2 separate regions of the Homo sapiens genome follow, and region 1 is linked to region 2. A link is a contact called in ENCODE Hi-C or POLR2A ChIA-PET data. All regions are on one chromosome and are shown on one strand. The core of a region is the stretch at or near the end of the contact, and the rest is flanking DNA. Distances in the headings are between cores, read along the strand shown.

Region 1 (5,091 bases), core at 1,072-3,571, 43 kb after region 2:
CTGCCTCAGCCTCCCGAGTAGCTGGGACCACAGGCGCCCGCCACCAAGCCTGGCTAATTTTTTTGTATTTTTAATAGAGACGGGGTTTCACCATGTTAGCCAGGATGGTCTTGATCTCCTGACCTCGTGATCCGCCCGCATCGGCCTCCCAAAGTGCTGGGATTACAGGCGTGAGCCACCGCACCCGGCTGTATTTTTTTTTTTAGTAGAGACGAGGTTTTTCCATGTTGATCAGGCTGGTCTCGAACTGCCCGCCTCAGCCTCCGAAAGTGCTGAGATTACAGGCGTGAGCCACCACACCCGGCCAACTCCCCTCCATTTCTACTCACTTTGCCCAGAAGGTTAGAAGAAAAGAAACCCAGGTAACTGCCCTGAGGAATCTTAGCATCTTAGAGTACTGTGGCTATGCTCTTTTCTCCCACTTCAGGGCCTTTGAAGGCAATTTCCCTGCAGTTTCCTTGTATCTGGAATGTTCTTTGCCAAGCTCTAAAACTTCAGGGTTATTTTTTTTTTTCTCTTTTTTGAGACAGGGTCTCACCTTGTTGCCCAGGCTGGAGTACACTGGCCAACCTTCAGGTTTCCTCAGGGAAGCTTCCCTGGCTGGGTAAAGCAGCCCCCTCCCCTCCCCCACCTCCAGTTATCCTCCTTCTTGTCCCACTGTTTGTTTCCTTCACAGCACTTTAACACAATCTATAATTATCTCATTTATTTGTTTATTGTCTGTCTTTTCCTCTAGAATGCAAGTTCCCAGAGAGAGAGAGTAGGCATCATGCCTGTCTTATTCAGCACCATAATGCTAGCACCTGAGACAGTGCCTGCCACTTAGTAGGTGTTAGACGTGTGATAAATAAAAAAGTGGACAAATTATCTCATTGAAGCCCCACAATAACCTTTGGTGATGGTAAGCACTATTATCCCCACCTTACAGAGGAAGAAACTGAGGCTCAGCCACCTACCCAAGGTCATGCCACTAGAAATAAGTACAGCCAAATTTCTAACGTAGGTCTCTCTGACTCCAAGTTTGATGGAAAGTGGGGACCATTCTTTTGTTTGTTTTCCGAGATGGAGTCTTGCTCTGCTGTCCAGGCTAGAGTGCAGTGGCACAATCTCGGCTCACTGCAACCTCTGCCTCCCGGGTTCAAATGATTCTCCTGCCTCAGCCTCCCAAGTAGCTGGGATTACAGGTGCGCACCACCGTGCCCAGCTAATTTTGATATTTTTAGTAGAGATGGGGTTTCCCCATGTTGGCCAGGCTGGTTTCGAACTCCTGACCTCGTGATCAGCCCACCTCGGCCTCCCAAAGTGCTGGGATTACAGGTGTGAGCCACCGCGACCAGCCAGGGACCATTCTTAACCAGCCTAAACTGCACCTGGTTCCTCTTCCTGTCTGCCTGTGTATCTCCACTCCCAACCCAGGCATCCCCAGAGAAACCTGGGGCAGGGAAGGGAGGAACACAGAATCTGGAAGAATGTAAATCTGACCTTTTCTTTTACAGGCTTAAAATCTGTAAATGGCTCCTCTCCAACCCCTCAATCCAAGCACTTTAAGTTGACCAGCAGGTCCTTAGTTCTGGCCCCTGCCTTCTTCTCCAACTTCTCCTGCCCTCCTGAGCCACCTCACCTCCTCCTCCACCTCCAGACCCTGGCACATACTCCTCCTCAGCCTGCAAGGCTGACCCCTTCCTCAGTAGCCTATCCCTCATTTGCCCTTTGAAACTCAGCTCTGGCACCACCCCTTCCAGAAAGCCTCTAGACTTTGGAGAGGACAGCGCCTTTAGGTCTCCTGCCAGAATTTCCGGCTCAAGGCAGGGCCGAACACAAGATGTGGTCATTGTTTACCTGTCTGCCTTTCCCACAGAGACTGTGTGTCATTCTTGGGGTCCAGTACCCTGTGCCGGTCTGGCACATGGGAGGGGCTCAGGAAATGTTTGTAGAATGAGTTAATCAACCAGTGACAGGATTCTGGTACCCAGTCGGCCACCACATCTCCTCCAACTTCCTTAACTCCAGACATCTTTTCCTGGGCTAGGCCTTAACAGAAGGAACTCCTCACCCTTCACTGTGGGGTCAAGTCAGGGGTGGAGACAATGCGGGCCCCTCCCCCGCTGATTCAGCGCCTCTCCTAATGAGGTGAGGCCTCAGGTTTAGGAAGGGTTGCCACACCCACTGGTAGGGGGAGGGTCTGTGATTCTGTAACTGGAGGATAGGTAGGGGGCTTCGGTTGTAGACTGAGTAGGGAGCTGACCTAAGCCGGTAGATTCAAGTACTGCCCGAGAGATCTCTGCCTTTCCGCCCCACACCCCAGTCACCCCGCGCCAGGCTCTCGGCGCGTCAGATCCCGGCCCTGCGTTCTTCATCTCCTGCCCCGCCACGCCCCCAACTGCAGATCCAACTCGGGTCTCTCCGAAAGCAGCAAGGAGCCTCGGGGTGGGCTCTATGCCCCGTGATGCTCCGCGTCTGGGAACGGATGAAGGGGTGCCAGCAACCCCCGCCGTCCCCGCTGTCGATCCGGGTTTACACGAGGCTCATCCGGGATTAGTCCCTGCGGTCGGCTAATCCCAGCGGCTGGACCGACCCCGGGGTCCGGAGCGAGGCCCACACAGTACCGGCCTAGGGAGCTAGGGCGCGGGTCGAGCAAAAGCGCGCGACGCTGGGCGGGTGTGGGGGTGGGGAGGGGCGGAGGAGGGAGCAACGCCCCGGGAGGCGGGGCCAGGAACCGGCTGATCCGGTCTCTGTTTTCCGACCTCTCCGGAGCGGGTGTTTACCCGGGAGCCGGACGGAGGAGGCCGGGGCCGGTCGAGCCCGGAAGGGGGGAGGGGAGCGCAGTCGGAGACCGAGGCTGAGACCTTTTCGGTTCCTTTCCCCTAAATCGACTTCCAACCCTCGTTCCTGAGCGTGGGAGAACGCGGCAGACAGACAGATGTCTCCCGCCCCTTATCCTATCCAGTTCCGCAATTCACACTCGTTGCCAAAGAGTGGGGAGCGGGAATGGATACACCCGGGAACGACTGCACGTCCTGCGGGCGCCCGGGGAAGAAGGCAGCGCAGCACAAAACCTCTCCTGCGGTCACCTCCCACCCCATCCTGCACCTGAGTTCTTGCGGGGAGGGGGTGCCCACAGCAGGTCGGGCCCAGAGGATCCGGCAGGGGTCACTTTGAGGTGTACGGACTAGGAGTCTATCCTCAGAACGCGTCAGCTCGACCCCATCCCCGATTAATACCAGTGCGGGTCTCAGTCTCTTGTCCCTCGCGTCCCCCAGCCCTCTCCAAGGCCTCCAGATTTAGCTCCCACTCTCCACGGGACGCAGGCCCGAGGACCCGGAAGAAGCTGAGTGGGGTCCGGTTTTCACACTTTTATTGTAAAGCTCGGGAATAATTACACGGGTCTTTCATTGACAGCTCAGCAAACAAACCGGAAACGAACCGAACCGGAGGGGGTAGGGGCGGTGCCTGCGCATGCTCGCGGCGGGGTGGGGGGGGGTGGGGGTGGGGGTGGGGGGGTCAGAGAAAGAGAAAGACAGAAAGAGACAGAAATCATTACAAATCAACGGGATTGTGCTCGCAGCGCCAGGGATGGGGTGGGGTGGGGCGGGGCGGGGGCCCTTCCCGGGAGGAGCGAGGCAGTGGGAAGTGGCACGAACCAAGAGAAACACGACCCCAATGTGGGCACCCGACGCGCCCAAAACCCCCCACCCCGACCCCCACCCCCCTACACACGAGAGAGACACGGCCCCCCTCCCCACTAGATAACCCGAGGAGACACAGTCTCCCCTCCCCATGGGCAGACACACCCGCCCGAAACCCCATGGGCGGGACACAGTCCCCCCTCCCAGAGAAGTCCCCAGTGGAGACGCCCCTTAAGAGACTTTCTCATGGCCAACACAAGCCCTCCCAACACCCGGAGACAGCCCCGACCCAGGGAAGAAATGGCTCCAGAGGCCCTACCCTCGGGAGAGAGAGGTATCCCAGGGCTCCTAGGAGAAAAGACAACTCAGAGATGCCCAGCCTCATCCTAAAGTGCTGCAGGGCAGAGAAACCCCCATAGGAGAGATGGGGGTAGGGCCAGAAACATCCCTTCCCAGACGTGTTTCAGAGATAGCCCCCTTCCCTGGGAAGAGAGATGGCCCGAAACTGACTTGCCTTAAGTACTCCCAGGAACCCTGGGAGGAAAACAGGCTCCCCAGAGAGCCTGGGTAATTGGGGGAGACATGCTCCCGTGGTCCTCAGCGGGAACACATGTCCCCCGGAGACTCCCAAGGGGAGAGATAGGGCCTAGAGAGACCCCAGAGGTGAGGGATGCCCAGAGAACTTCCCCCCACCCCGGAATGTGAAACATGCTTCAAGGACCCTAGGAGAGAAATATGTCCCCATATACCCTCCCCCTACGGAGAGACATGCCCTGAAGTAGGGGGATGGGGACCGACTAGGTCCCCTCTGGGAAGACACAGACTGGGTCAGGCTGGGTTTGAGGGGGGCTCTCCTCTGGCCAAATGTCGCCTATTGGTACATAAAACTGTACGCGACACAGGCATTGGGGAGGGGCTTCACAGACCTAGGACCCACAGGGATAGTCCCCAGTGCTGTCGCCAACCCCTGCCCACCTTTGGTTTCATCTCTCCAGTGCCCAGTTGGTGACAGACTCAGTGCCCTGGCCCCAACCAGGGGGCTGGGGGCTCTGTCTTTGCCTGTGGGAAGGGCTTCTCAGCTCTCCCAGCCATCTGGGCCACCCTCTTTCTTCTGGCTTCTCCATTGTGCAAAATGCTCCTCTGCTCTTCTGCTCAGTGCTCAGGGGTCTCTAAGACCAGGGCAAGGTACCCAGGCCACTAGGGGCTTCCAGTGGGAGTCCACTGACCCCAGGAATGCCGCCTGTCTGGACCACCTTCTCCACCAAGCAAATGGGCCTCATACAATCTTCTTGCCCGAATCCTGACCTCCAGGACCCAGGACAATCCTTGAGGCCACTGTTCCACCAGCTGGGCACCCAATACTACCAACTCCAAGACTATTGCACCTGCCCCATTTGTGCAGGGGAAAGGGGCTGTCTCTTTAACAAGCCCCAAGCCCATCTCCTGGGCCTCCCCAAGGGAAAGG
Region 2 (4,569 bases), core at 420-2,919:
CCACCAAGTGTGGAGGGAGCATTCGAGCCCTGCTCCCTGCCAGCCCAGTGCTGGTGCAAAGGGGCTCTCAGAAAGTCACCCAAATTGCCTCTGACACTTCACCAATTAAAATGACTTTAGGACAAGTTGAAATCAACTTAGGGAGTGAAGCATTCTGATTTCTGAGACTCTCCCAAGGCAGCGGGGAAGGCAAGTGTCTGAGCAGGTTGTCACTCACTCAGGAGTAATGATGGGAAAATCCATCCCGGTAACGTGATTGAGTTTGGTGAATTAGTAAGGATGTTTACACTGTGTGCTGCAAGTTGGAGTGGGGCTGGCAGGGGTTTTGACACATGTGGCAGCTTCACTCCTAATGAGGTTCTCGGACTCCACACTCAGCCCGGCTGGACTTCAAGTCGGGCTGGGTCTTACCCTTCAGGTGAGTGGCTAAGGGCAGGGGTGGGCTCTGCAGGCAGACAGGACTGGGTTTAAGTTCTGACTCTGGTCACCACCAGCCCTGTGACCTTGGGCAAAGCTCTGTGCTTCTCTAAGCCTCAGTTTCCCTGTGTACACAATCTGCATTATGATAGCACAATTCATAATGCTGGCTGTCGTAATGAGAAACATGAGATGAGCTATCTTTTTATTTTTTGTTCACCTCCACAGGCCAGCATGGCCACGGAGATAAAGGAAAGCCAGGTTTATCTCTTCTCCCCTGGAGTATCTGTTCCCTTAAGAGCCAAGAAGAGACAAGGAAGGTGGGAACCTGCAGAAAACATAACCACAGTTCTAGTCCTGACGATGCTTCTGCCTGGCTATGTGATCTCAAACAAGCCACTTAACCTCTCTGAGCCTTGTTTTCCTCATCTGTAAAATGGGATAAGCATGCAACTTCTCTGTGGGTATCTGAACAGAACTTCTAAAAGTTCTGAGCAGACATTTGTTGGTATGCAAGGCAATGAGTGGCCTCTGGGAGAAAGTTTAGAGAGGGAAAATGAGAACAGGTTGCTCTTTCTGGTGACCATGGCTCCCTGATGGGGGAAGAGGATTTAAGGACTGACAGGGAGATTGTAAAACCTGAGGGAAAGAGGCAAGAGTGGGAGAGGATCCTGGAATTTATCAACTAGGCTTGCTGGGAACTCACCAGAGGAAATTACAGAGGACTACAGCATGAAAGACTGAAGTCAGACTGGAAACAGACTTCCAGGCAATCAGGCAACAACAGGCCTAGTCCTTCCTGATATCTTTGGCTGTACCTGAGTAAAACCCCAGGAAGGGACGCACAGCCTGACTGTGCTGGAAGGAAGGCAGAAGGATGGACAGGGAGACCCTGAAGATGCTTCCGCAGGACCAGAGAAGGAGGCAGCGGAGGCACAGCAGTCCCTCCCCGAGGCTTTCTTTGAGATTCATCCTCTGGAGGCCTTGTCGGAACCTACGGTGACCCTGAAGCAGGGGCCATGTCCTCACAGACATGCCCAGGTCAGCACTGGGCCACAGCTCTATTATTTAAGTGTTTCATAAAAGAGCAAACCTCCGGGGCTGGAAGAATGACCGGGATCCTGACTCTTCCTGCACAGGAAATGAAGTAGCTGTGTCCAAGCCCTGGCTTGACCTGCAGAGGACTCACCAGCTCTGGCAGAAGTTTCCCAGCCTGAGAGGGCCCTGCTGTGGCTGAGATGATGACACCTGGGCCCAGACTGGGTCCCTCCCCTCCACACAGAGCCAGGACCCACCGGTCCCTACACCCACTGCTTGTGGACTCTGCAGTGATTTTACTGTAATTTCCTCGTTGTTGCAGTTAATAGCATTAGTTTGTTAATTACTGTATATTTTAAAAGTAAGACGAAAGGGAATTCCCACTGGAGACTTGTTCTTGGCTGAAACAATGTGATATGAGGGAAGGAAGAGTGTTCACGGGTAATGAGCTTGCCCTGCTGCTTTCTGTTCCCTTGACAGTGCCTGGGGCCAGAGATGGGGCTGCCAAGGTGGGAGGCAGGGGCCCCCCACAGAGCCCAAGCCCATCCCTGGAGGGAGTCCTCTGTAGCACCCCACTTAACCCCAAAACCTCTGCCCGGGTCTTCTATCCCCAGCCCTGCACTATTGTCAGAGGGAGGCTTCAAGCCTCTAAGGAGGAGGGGTCTGCCTGAGGAGCCCTGGCACCGAGGGAACCAGACCAGAGTGAAATAAGACACAAGGAAACCTGGCCTGTGACAAGGAGCATTGATTGAGTAGGATGGAATTTTTATTAGGAAACAGCTGGAATTTGGGGAGAGGCTGCTACATTTAAATTCATCCTGAGACTGCAGCCCTAGAGGGGAAATGGGAGTTGGGCAGGTGCGGCGGGGGGCGGGCAGGCACAGGTCTTGGCAGAGGCAGGAGCAGCAGCTTGTGGTTGTGCACAGAGATCTGGCTGAGGGGGACAAGCAGGGCCTGCCATTGAGCCCTGACGCTGCTGTCAGGGCTGTGGGCTGGGTCAGCTCAGAGGAAGGGTGCCTTTGGTAACTCATCCAACTGAAGGGGGTTGGTGTGTGCTCCTAAAGCCCTGCATGTTCAAGTTGCCCCCATTCTCCCCACCCAGAGCCATAAGGGAATGGAGGCTGGGGCTGAGCCCCAGGACTCAGGAGGAGTTGGGGGCAGAGGCCGGAGAAGAGCAGATAGGGAGAGAGAGGGAGGAAGGGAGAGAGACTTAAGACAGAGAAGGATGGAGGACTGAGAAAGAAGTTCATACAATCTACAGGAGCTGATTAAAATCCTGGAAGAAAATGTGATGGAAAGACTTTCTATCTTTCTATTGAGACATTTAACCTAAAAGAAATGAGTTAAATAATTTATACAGAGAACGAGTGAAATTTGCTTTGATCAAATTAAAAAATATGACTCTGGAAGTAAAGTGTCCGCCACGTCCTTTCCAGGCAGCAGAAAGAGCTGCCGAGAAACAAAATGACAAAGACATAAAAATAACTAACCCTAACCCGGCGAATATTAGCACCATATTTTTTGGGAGATTACACGGCATCACCGTAGGCCAAGCAGAGAAATCCTCTCTAAGCACCAACAGGAGAGGTTTTGCTCATTGAGGAAGCCCCATAAAAGCCAAAAAACGGATAAAATTTTCCTTTGCAAAAGTGATCCGACTTCACTCAGGGGTTGGCCCAGAAGCCACAGGGGATCAAGTTAAATTTCCCATTTGTGCATTTCAAAAAAAGAAGAAAGCCGCTCAGCTCCCCTCCCCAATTCTGTGTTTCTTGAAGATTATTCCTCTCCCATTTACACCGCCCCCACCCCCCCCCCACACACACACACACACGCACCTGCCCTTTCTAAAAAAAATCCGGCAACACCTCATTCCATAAAAGTAAGTGTTCCGTTTCATCTCCTCTTAGGAAACATCACGGACAAGCTCCAAAACTCACAAGCTATAAGCATAAATGCCAGTGACTTAACCTCTTGGAGCCTCAGTTTGCTACTCTTTAAAATGGGGCTAGCATCCACTGCACAGAGTCATGGTGAAGATTAAAACAGATGAATAGAACCTGGCAGATGGAATATTCAGTAAGTGTTATGAACACTGTCTTCCTCCTCGACCTAAAGAAATATCCAGCAAGTATAAACCAAAATGCCAGAGATCTCTACCCCAGCTCTACCCCCACCTGGAAAGCCCATGGTGGGAAACCATTAGTCCAATCCTGGAGAAAATATTTTAGCTTCACGGACAGCAGTCTCTCTGACTTTGGGGGCCCACTTGACTAAAAAAACCACTTTTGTTTCCAAATAGCTGGGGAGAACATCCACAGATTAAAAGCAAGGGCTTCAGAGTCAGTACCAGGTTCAAATTCTGACTTCACCACTTACTTAGCTGTGTGACCATGGCCAAGTTAGCTTAATCACTCCAAGTGTTACTTCATCTGCAAGATGGAATAATAATGGAACAACTCTTATGGGATTGAACAAGATAAGGGATGTAAACAGGGTACCTACTGTATAGTAAAAGTTCAATAAATGACAACAGATATTATTTTTTGCAATGACCTTGGGAGAGACATTCAAGGTCACTGTGATTTTTCTTCTCAAACCTTCAGTAATGGTTTCTGATCCCCAGATGAGAGGAGGGCCTAGCTGGCCTCTGTTCCGGCTGCACCACAGGAAGGACTGTGGTCAGCATTGGAGCCACCTTTACTGGTTCTCTGACACACCCCGGTGGCACTGAGCAGGGGAACTAGGATGAAGGAAGGGCTCAGCCCACTGACGCATGAGGCCTGGAGGAAGGATGGGGAAGGTTAGCTTGAGACCGAAGGTGTCATCAGGAAGCTGGAATGGCAGCCTTCAGATTTCCAAAGGTCTGGCATTTGCCAAAGGAAGGCTGAAAGTGAATATGAACTCCTACTGAAGAAGCTCTCTTTGCAGTAATATAAAAGGCTGCCTCCATAGCCAGTGAGCTCCCTGTCCCTGGGAGTATGTAAATAGAGCCTGAGGGCAATACAGAAGGGCTTTGAGCATCCACTGAGGATTGCAATAGGTGCTCTCCATGTGGCTGTCAGAGTCTGCCAAGAGGGCTCTGAAACTACTCAGCCTGTTTGGTCTCGGGTTTTC

What was found. A loop is a pair of places that touch in the nucleus more often than their neighbours do. ChIA-PET counts read pairs that join two places held with the same protein, here RNA polymerase II (POLR2A). Pooled maps may share reads with other maps.
Region 1: a loop to region 2 is called in a map of heart right ventricle, with 5 times the contacts of the local background. The contact joins two enhancer-like sites. A Hi-C loop is called at or near these places in 15 of 168 maps with a recorded cell type or tissue (Calu3, PC-9, Right ventricle myocardium inferior and 6 more) and 9 of 50 pooled maps. POLR2A ChIA-PET finds 5 or more read pairs at or near these places in 7 of 52 experiments (H1, HEK293, MCF 10A and 2 more).

The regions. Positions count from the first base shown.
Region 1 is chr5:141,847,055-141,852,145 of GRCh38, forward strand. No RefSeq gene overlaps it. Among named protein-coding and RNA genes, the nearest start is that of PCDH1, 29 kb to the right of the region's middle. RefSeq lists enhancers at 1-543, 1,300-1,856, 1,972-2,061, 2,415-2,971 and a silencer at 2,622-2,871. Within about 2 kb of position 2,322, at least 40 of the 41 ENCODE cell types and tissues checked have a DNase peak (open chromatin) inside an H3K27ac peak, as active enhancers do; they include endothelial cell of umbilical vein, heart left ventricle and heart right ventricle, where a contact is called at or near this core.
Region 2 is chr5:141,804,523-141,809,091 of GRCh38, forward strand. LOC107986454 (a long non-coding RNA gene) reads right to left here. Exons shown (of 3, transcript XR_001742906.2): 3 at 3,276-4,569. Among named protein-coding and RNA genes, the nearest start is that of PCDH1, 72 kb to the right of the region's middle. Within about 2 kb of position 1,670, at least 7 of the 41 ENCODE cell types and tissues checked have a DNase peak (open chromatin) inside an H3K27ac peak, as active enhancers do; they include endothelial cell of umbilical vein, heart left ventricle and heart right ventricle, where a contact is called at or near this core.